Regions from separate parts of the Homo sapiens genome. Here region 1 is linked to region 2. Evidence: chromatin contacts called from ENCODE Hi-C or POLR2A ChIA-PET data. All regions are on one chromosome and are shown on one strand. Each heading gives the region's core, a stretch centred on a gene start or an enhancer-like site at or near the end of the contact. The rest is flanking DNA. Distances are from core to core; before and after follow the strand shown. Region 1 has its middle 14 kb from the start of MIR1233-2. Region 2 holds the start of GOLGA8A (golgin A8 family member A).

The links. A loop is a pair of places that touch in the nucleus more often than their neighbours do. ChIA-PET counts read pairs that join two places held with the same protein, here RNA polymerase II (POLR2A). Pooled maps may share reads with other maps.
Region 1: a loop to region 2 is called in a map of PC-3, with 21 times the contacts of the local background. The contact joins the enhancer-like site here to the promoter of GOLGA8A in region 2. A Hi-C loop is called at or near these places in 6 of 168 maps with a recorded cell type or tissue (HCT116, PC-3, aorta and 3 more), 5 of 37 single-sample maps with no recorded cell type and 13 of 50 pooled maps. POLR2A ChIA-PET finds 5 or more read pairs at or near these places in 4 of 52 experiments (CD4-positive, alpha-beta T cell, GM12878, HEK293T and 1 more).

Annotation. Positions count from the first base shown.
Region 1 is chr15:34,511,989-34,515,754 of GRCh38, forward strand. No RefSeq gene overlaps it. Among named protein-coding and RNA genes, the nearest start is that of MIR1233-2, 14 kb to the right of the region's middle. RefSeq lists silencers at 2,364-2,603, 3,034-3,263. Within about 2 kb of position 2,348, at least 15 of the 41 ENCODE cell types and tissues checked have a DNase peak (open chromatin) inside an H3K27ac peak, as active enhancers do; they include heart right ventricle and psoas muscle, where a contact is called at or near this core.
Region 2 is chr15:34,436,115-34,439,583 of GRCh38, forward strand. It overlaps GOLGA8A (golgin A8 family member A), which reads right to left and starts at 1,694. Exons shown (of 25, transcript NM_181077.5): 1 at 1,284-1,694. RefSeq lists silencers at 1,088-1,297, 1,540-1,609.

The DNA.
Region 1 (3,766 bases), core at 1,098-3,597, 77 kb after region 2:
CAGGTGGATCACGAGGTCAGGAGTTCGAGATCAGCCTAGCCAAGATGGTGAAACCTGTTTCTACTAAAACTGCAAAAATTAGCCGGGTGGTGTGGCAGGTGTCTATAATCCCAGCTACTCAGGAGGCTGAGGCAGGAGAATCACTTGAACCGGAGTGGCGGAGGTTGCAGTGTGACGAGATCACACCACTGCACTCCAGCCTGGGTGACAGAGTGAGACTCCAACTCAAAAAAAAAAAAAAAAAAAAAAAAAAGGAAAAGAAAATAAAGTTCAGACATACAGCAGTTGTAATTCTAAGTTCAGACATACAGCAGTTGTAATTCTAAGTTCAGACATACAGCAGTTGTAATTCCTCTGAAGGCTGGTTATGGGACACATCACTTTCATACTTTGCTGTTCAATAAATGTGGGCTGGAGAATAAAGTAAACTGACAGAATTACCATATAAAATAAAATTCTAAGTGCTCTGACAACAAGAGAACCTTAAAATACACACACACACAGACACACACACAGTTTTCCCTGCTAATCATTTTACAACTAAACAACCAAGTAGCTAACGCAGAGCCCACAAAAGCGGAGTAAAAATTCTAACACTTCGTAAAATAAAAATGCACATATACCCCTGTGATCTAAAAAAAATGCTTAAGTATTCAAAGACAGCAATTACAGCTACTGAGAACATCGTTGTGAGCAAACAGAGGCAGAGAAAACAAAGGTGCTGATGAGGATTTGAAGCACCTAACCTGCAGAAACCCACTGGGTGATTTCCTAGGTTCCAGGGTGGCATTATCTTTCAGAACGATCTTCAAGAAGAGGTCACATGACACTGTTACAAAGGATCTGGAGAAAGAGACCCTTGCTTTATCTCTCCGGCTCTCCAGTCATGCTTCACATTTTCGCTTCTTACACTCTTTCACATGAAGTCCATTTACACACCTCCATCAAGCCCTTAGAGACCTTTTTGCACTATCCATGACAAGTTCTGGATGTCATCTCTGCACTTTTGACAAATTCTTAGCAGTTAACTTACAGGGCAGTTAAGATTTTTGTTCAAGCACAATATAGCTAGAATAGGGTCATATACTCAATAAAACAAATATTTACCAAGCACTTATTGAGTGGAAGATAAAAAGCACAAAGCATAATTACAAAATATTCTCCCCTGCCACCATAAAAGAATTTCTTAAAGGCTTACAGAATATAGCATAACGTGACCAAAACAAAAATAGTAAGGACTGAAGAGGGGAGGAAGGGAAAATATCAGCATGAACTCAATATGACCCAGAAGAGCCTTGATGGTCAGACGTGTAAAGACGAGTTGGGTAGGGTTAAAGGGTGGAGGTCAGGGGCACAGGTCAGGGGCACATTCTACAAGGGAAAAACAGCTGATACAGAAGCCTGAAAGGAAAAGCGGGCAGAGCACCTGTACAGGACTCTTACCTGCGGCATCTACCATACAATGCGCCTTTCCAGAACACAGCAGTGCGCAGCCAGCCCCTGGGGAGAGGGATCACTCAAACAGCACCAGAGGCTGCATTCCAACTTTTCTTCCATCAACGACTCCGTTTTCATTGTTAGTTTCTCCTTCAACACAAACTTGAAACCAATTGGCTGAACACGCGGGAGCAAGGAAAACCTGACTGAAGAATGAGGCGTTAAAACTTAAGGGCCTTGGGTCCTGGCGCGGTGGCTCACACCTGGAATCCCAGCACTTTGGGAGGCAGAGGTGGGTCATTTGAGGTCAGGAGTTTGAGACCAGCCTGGCCAACACGGTGAAACCCCGTCTCTACTAAAAACACAAGTTAGCCAGGCGTGGTGGCGGGCGCCTGTAATCACAGCTACTCGGGAGGCTGAGGCAGCAGAATCGCTTTAACCAGTGGACTGTCAAGAGAGATAGGCTGCAATGAGCCGAGATCGCGCCACTGCACTCCAGCCTGGGTGACAGAGTGAGACTCCCTCAAAAGAAAAAAGAATTTTTTTTTTTTTGAGAGAAGTCTCCCTCTTATCCCCCAAGTTTGAGTGCAACGGCTGGATCTCAGCTCACTGCAACCTCCGCCTCCCGGGTTCAAACGATTCTCCTGCCTCTGCCTCCCAAGTAGCCGCGATTAAATCTCCTGCCAACACGCCTGGATAAGTTTTGTATATTTTAGTAGAGACGGAGTTTCACCATGTTGGCCAGGCTGGTCTCTAACTCCTGACCTCAGGTGATCGCCCGCCTCTGCCTCCCAAAGGGATTACAGGCGTGAGCCACTGCGCCCAGCCAAAATACCGAAAATCTTAAAGGTCTTTCCCCTTCCCCGCCTGGGCTCAAAAAACGCCGGAGCCGCCCTGCACCGCCCTGTCGCGGTCTCCGGAGCAGGCTGGCCGACTGAGGGCGACCATGGGTCCCAAGAAGGCTCCGGCAGTCGCGGGCTCCCACCTCGGGGCGCGGCGACGGGGGCCTAGAGGGGCCAACAGCCCCCAAGCTTACGCCACGCGAGGAGTCGGAGAGACGCGCCCTCCCCTCTCCTCCCACCCAAGCCTCCGGCAGTCCCGGGCCGGGGCTGGGCCAGTTGCGGGAGAAAGGGGCGGGGAACTGGGGCCTCTCTGGGGAAGGCTCCCCTTTGTCCTGGGACTCCGGGCGCCCCCTCTCTGCCCTCGCCCTGCCCCGCGAGGCCGCCGCCGGGCGCCTCACAGTCATGTTGCAGTGGAGCGTGAGCGGGGGCTGCGGCTCCTGGTTCTTGTGGAAGATAGTCCCAGAAACTTCCCTTTGGCCTTGAACCCTGACACGGACATCTTCCACTCATCTACGGCGGGAGGGGCGCGGAAGGGGAGCCTGTCCGGAGCCGCTGTCACGGCCGCGACTACCCAGCGGGGCCGCCCAGCCGAGCTTTCGCGACTCTGCCTCTGCCTGCCGCCTGGACCCTTGTGGGAGCGCGGCTGGAAAATGGCAAGGGCACGGAGGCCTTGGCGGGAGCTGTGTGGCGGCCTGGGGGGCTGCTCCCTTTGTAACCGACTCCACCCACAGGAGGCGCGGCTCCTGTCAAGCCGCAGCTTCAAAGGGCAACATAACCACTGCCCCCACTACCGCCTGGGAAAGGGCTGCCCCTACCCTGCCCCCGTCACCCTCACCCCTCACCCCTCAACCAGGCGGGCCCTGCGCGCACCAGTTTCGGCGGGTGCACGAGTCCAGAGCGTGCGCGCGCTCCCGGCTGCCCCCTCCTCCCTTGACCCAGCACCTTTCTGCCCGACCCATCTGGTTCCTTCCTCACACTCGCCGACTGGAAGCTCAGGGCGGCACAGCCACTAACTCTCTCTCTCTCTCTCTCTCTCTCTCTCTCTCTCTCTCTCTCTCTCTCTCTGTGTGTGTGTGTGTGTGTGTGTGTGTGTGTGTGTGTGTGTGTCCCAAGGGAACAGAGCACTGCTGAGTTCAGGCAGATGATAACTCGTTCCTGGACGGTCAGCAAAATACAGTCCCAAGAAGGCTCTGTGCTGATTTGTCTTTTGCGGTGACATCATGTTGCTCATGTTTTATGTTTTTCGGAGTTCATTAGTTTCTTTTTGTTCTCAGTTAATATCCAGCTCAATAGATTGTGTAAGTAGAATACCCCCAAACTGAAAGTCACCTACATAAAATATAGTGAAAAATATGTCACCCACTTAAACTGTAGTTGAAAACATGTACACTTTAGTTTTGCGTAGTCAACACTGGATCCCAGGGCTAGACTGCCTGGGTTCAAGTTCCAACGTAGCCACTTGCTGGCTGTGAAATACTTGACAGCTT
Region 2 (3,469 bases), core at 444-2,943:
GGAGAAACCCCTGCCTCACCTCACTGGAGGGACCCTGACCCAGAGGCCTGAGAAAAAGCCACCGGCAGGCTCCTGGCACCTGCCAACCTGCACCTTAGGAAAACTTGTCCCACTTCAACCTGCAAAGCTCTCAGGTCATTACTTCTAAAACCACTGTCCTTTCTGAAACAGGAAGGAAAATAGAAAAACAAACAAAAACAAAGAGGCACAGAAGGCTGAAGACGCCAGAGGCAGTTTAGCCCAAAAACAAAGTGCCAGACACAAGATGCCAAGTTTGGGGCGCTTCCTCCACCGCATGCCTGTTTAGGAGCTGACTGCACTCAACCACAGATTTACGTCTGGTGCCTGCCAGGTCGTTATCTGAAGAGATCTGAAAAAGTAAGCCTTTCTTCTGCCAGTAAATACTAAGTTAAGACTAGCAGGCCCCTCTAAGGCTCTGCTCTCCACTGGGGTGCTGCAGGACAGGCCCCTCCGCGGGCGTTCCCCGCACCCTCCCTCCGCGTCGGCCCGGAGAAAAGGAAGTTCGCCCCTAGCCTGGGCTTACCAAGGCCCGCCGCCCGACCCATGGAGCCCTGCTTGGGGACCGGGGGCCTCGATGTTCTCCTTCACCATCTGCGGCCAGATCTCCCTCCAGCAGCCTTGCCAGGCAGTGCCTGGCGTGGAGAAGGGGCCCTGCAGAGGCGCAGGTCCGCACCGTGCCCCCAACCCGGCGCCTGCAGCCCAGGGGCAACAAGGTGTGGGGTTTTTGAGTTTTTCCCTCTGGGCCTTATTATACAGGGAAAGGGAAGGGGCGAAGATCCGGGCTCGAGTTCTCCCAGGGAAGTGAACCCAGAGGCGATCCCAAACTCAGTAGTTGCCGCCCGGCACGGGGACTTGATGCCGGCGCCAAGCCGGGCAGCGGAACGCACCAGCGGCCCGACCAGCCCGGCGAGACGCGAGCGGGCGGCCCCGCCAGACAGCGCCACTTGCCGGCGCCGAGAGTGGCCCCTCGCCGCGGTGAGCCCCTCCCGGGATGCGAAAGCCATCGCCTAGTCCCCGCCGCACCCGCCCGCCCATCGTGGGAGGAGGATGGGCCGGTCCGAGAGGCGTAAGGCCGCCGGGCTGCACCCCTAGATCCCAGCGGCGGCCTCCCCGCAGCCCCGCCGAGTCCGGGGGGCAGCGCTCGGGAGCTCTTGGCCCGCAGCTTACGCGCCGCCCCCCACGCGTCCGGGTCCCCGCGGCGCCGCGGGCGGCCCAAGGCTGCCGCCGCCAGCGAGTCAGGCAGCCGAGGTTCCCCAGCTTACCTGGCCAGGGCGCGGGGCTGCCCCGGTCCGCCGCCGTCCTCGCCGCGCCGCCGTCCTCGCCGCGCCGCCGTCCTCGCCGCGCCGCCGTCCTCGCCGCGCCGCCGTCCTCGCCGCGCCGCCGTCCTCGCCGCGCCGCCGTCCTCGCCGCGCCGCCGTCCTCGCCGCGCCGCCGTCCTCGCCGCGCCGCCGTCCTCGCCGCGCCGCCGTCCTCGCCGCGCCGCCGTCCTCGCCGCGCCGCCGTCCTCGCCGCGCCGCCGTCCTCGCCGCGCCGCCGTCCTCGCCGCGCCGCCGTCCTCGCCGCGCCGCCGTCCTCGCCGCGCCGCTGCCGGGTCTCTCCCGGGGGCTGAGCTCCCGCAGAGCTCGCGCCTAGCCGCACACCTCGACTGCTGATTAGCCCGACAGCTGAATAGCGGCGGGAGCCTACCGCGAGCGGAGTACGGAAAGCCCGCAGGGCCGCGCCACATGGCGCACGCGCACTGAGCTGCATACCTAGGTGACAAACGTGCACGTTTTGCACGTGTATCCCAGAACTTAAAGCATGACAAAATTTTTTTTTAAAAAACCCTGATGCCATTATTAGGAACAATTTGAATAGATCAGTCACAACCTATATGCTGGCTTCTGGTGTCTCAATTTGTCCTGGGAAAACTGTTGTAAAGCAATAGTATGTCAGTCCTTATATACTTATCCATCTCCAATCTGGAAAGACAAGGCTTATATGTTTCCTTTTTAGTCCCCTAATTTCTCTTTATGACACAAATCCAGTTGGCAGTATTAAAGATGGGGCTGATTCTCCTTTACTTATCTGGAATATGCTACCATTCCAGATAAGTAATAGTAAAATGGCCATTTCCTCTTGCTAATCAAATGTCGTTTTTGAACACAAAAGCCACTGGGTTTGGAGTATGAAACATAAACATAAAACATATCATACACTATCTGTGACGTTTTCATAAACTCACATGATCCTTTTATATTTTTCTCTTATATAAAACGAAATACTTTCCATTAAAAATTGAGATATTTAAATGAGAAAATGCTTGCCAATGTTATTAAAATATAAAATTTTATTATTTATTCAAAGAAAATGGTCACTTTTGGTTTGTGCTAAAAAATAACAGTAACAGTAGAAGCCTGCTTTAAAATATTTTAAGTGTGCGATATCATATTACTTCTCATTTACTCTTTGCGTTTCTAGAGAGCCAAGTTTATTTTTTTCTCAATTCAGTTTAAAATCAGAGGGAACAAAATTTGAAACGTGACATAATATCAAGGTTAACATGCTAGCTATGTAATAACTGTAAAATTTGGCCACAAATGCATTTGCTTTGAGAAAAATGATCATGTGAAATTCCTAAATATTTGGGCCATATGGAAGATGATATCAGAAGAATAATATATTCTCTGTATGTCAAAGGAGGAGGATAATAAAAACCGTAGTTATTAGGTTAGTACAAAAACAATTACAGTATTCGCCATTGCCAAAAATTGCAATTGCTTTTGCACCAAGGTAGTAATAAAAGTATGGTTGAGTTTCTGTAGAATTCCGGCAAAGGATGAGCATCCTTAATCTGAAATCCAAAACTCTCCCAAATTCGAAATTTTTTGGGTGCCCATATGATGCCTCAAGTACAAAATTCTACACCTGACCTCATGCAATGTATCATAGCCAAAGCACAGGTACACAACACATAGTTTATTCAGTGCTTTCAAGAGAAAATTAAAATTAACATGAGGCTACATGTAAATAAATTTTGTGTTTAGACTTGGGTCCCATCCCAAGATCTCTCATTATGTATATGCAAATACTCCAAAATTCAAAAAAATTCACAATTTTGGATTTTTCAGGTCCCAAGCATTTTGATTAAGAGATACTCAACCTGTCCCTGTTTGGAAGCAGTTCCCTCTAGATAGATTAAACTGGCCTAACAAAAGGTAGTATCTGTTGCTGGAGTTGAGAAAGAATAAATATTTACATACAAAAGTGAGGGCAAAAGAAGACTACAAAAACATTCTTATTGAAATTAAATAAAATTATGCCCTTTTCTCTGTGTAGCTCTTTGGCCAGTTTGAACAATGAATACCAAGAGCCAATGACTGAATTCTAATTATATATTTGGTGATTATGCTCAGACAGACTTGAAGAGAGAAATTTCATAAGCATCATTTTGGCATTTGATTTTCTA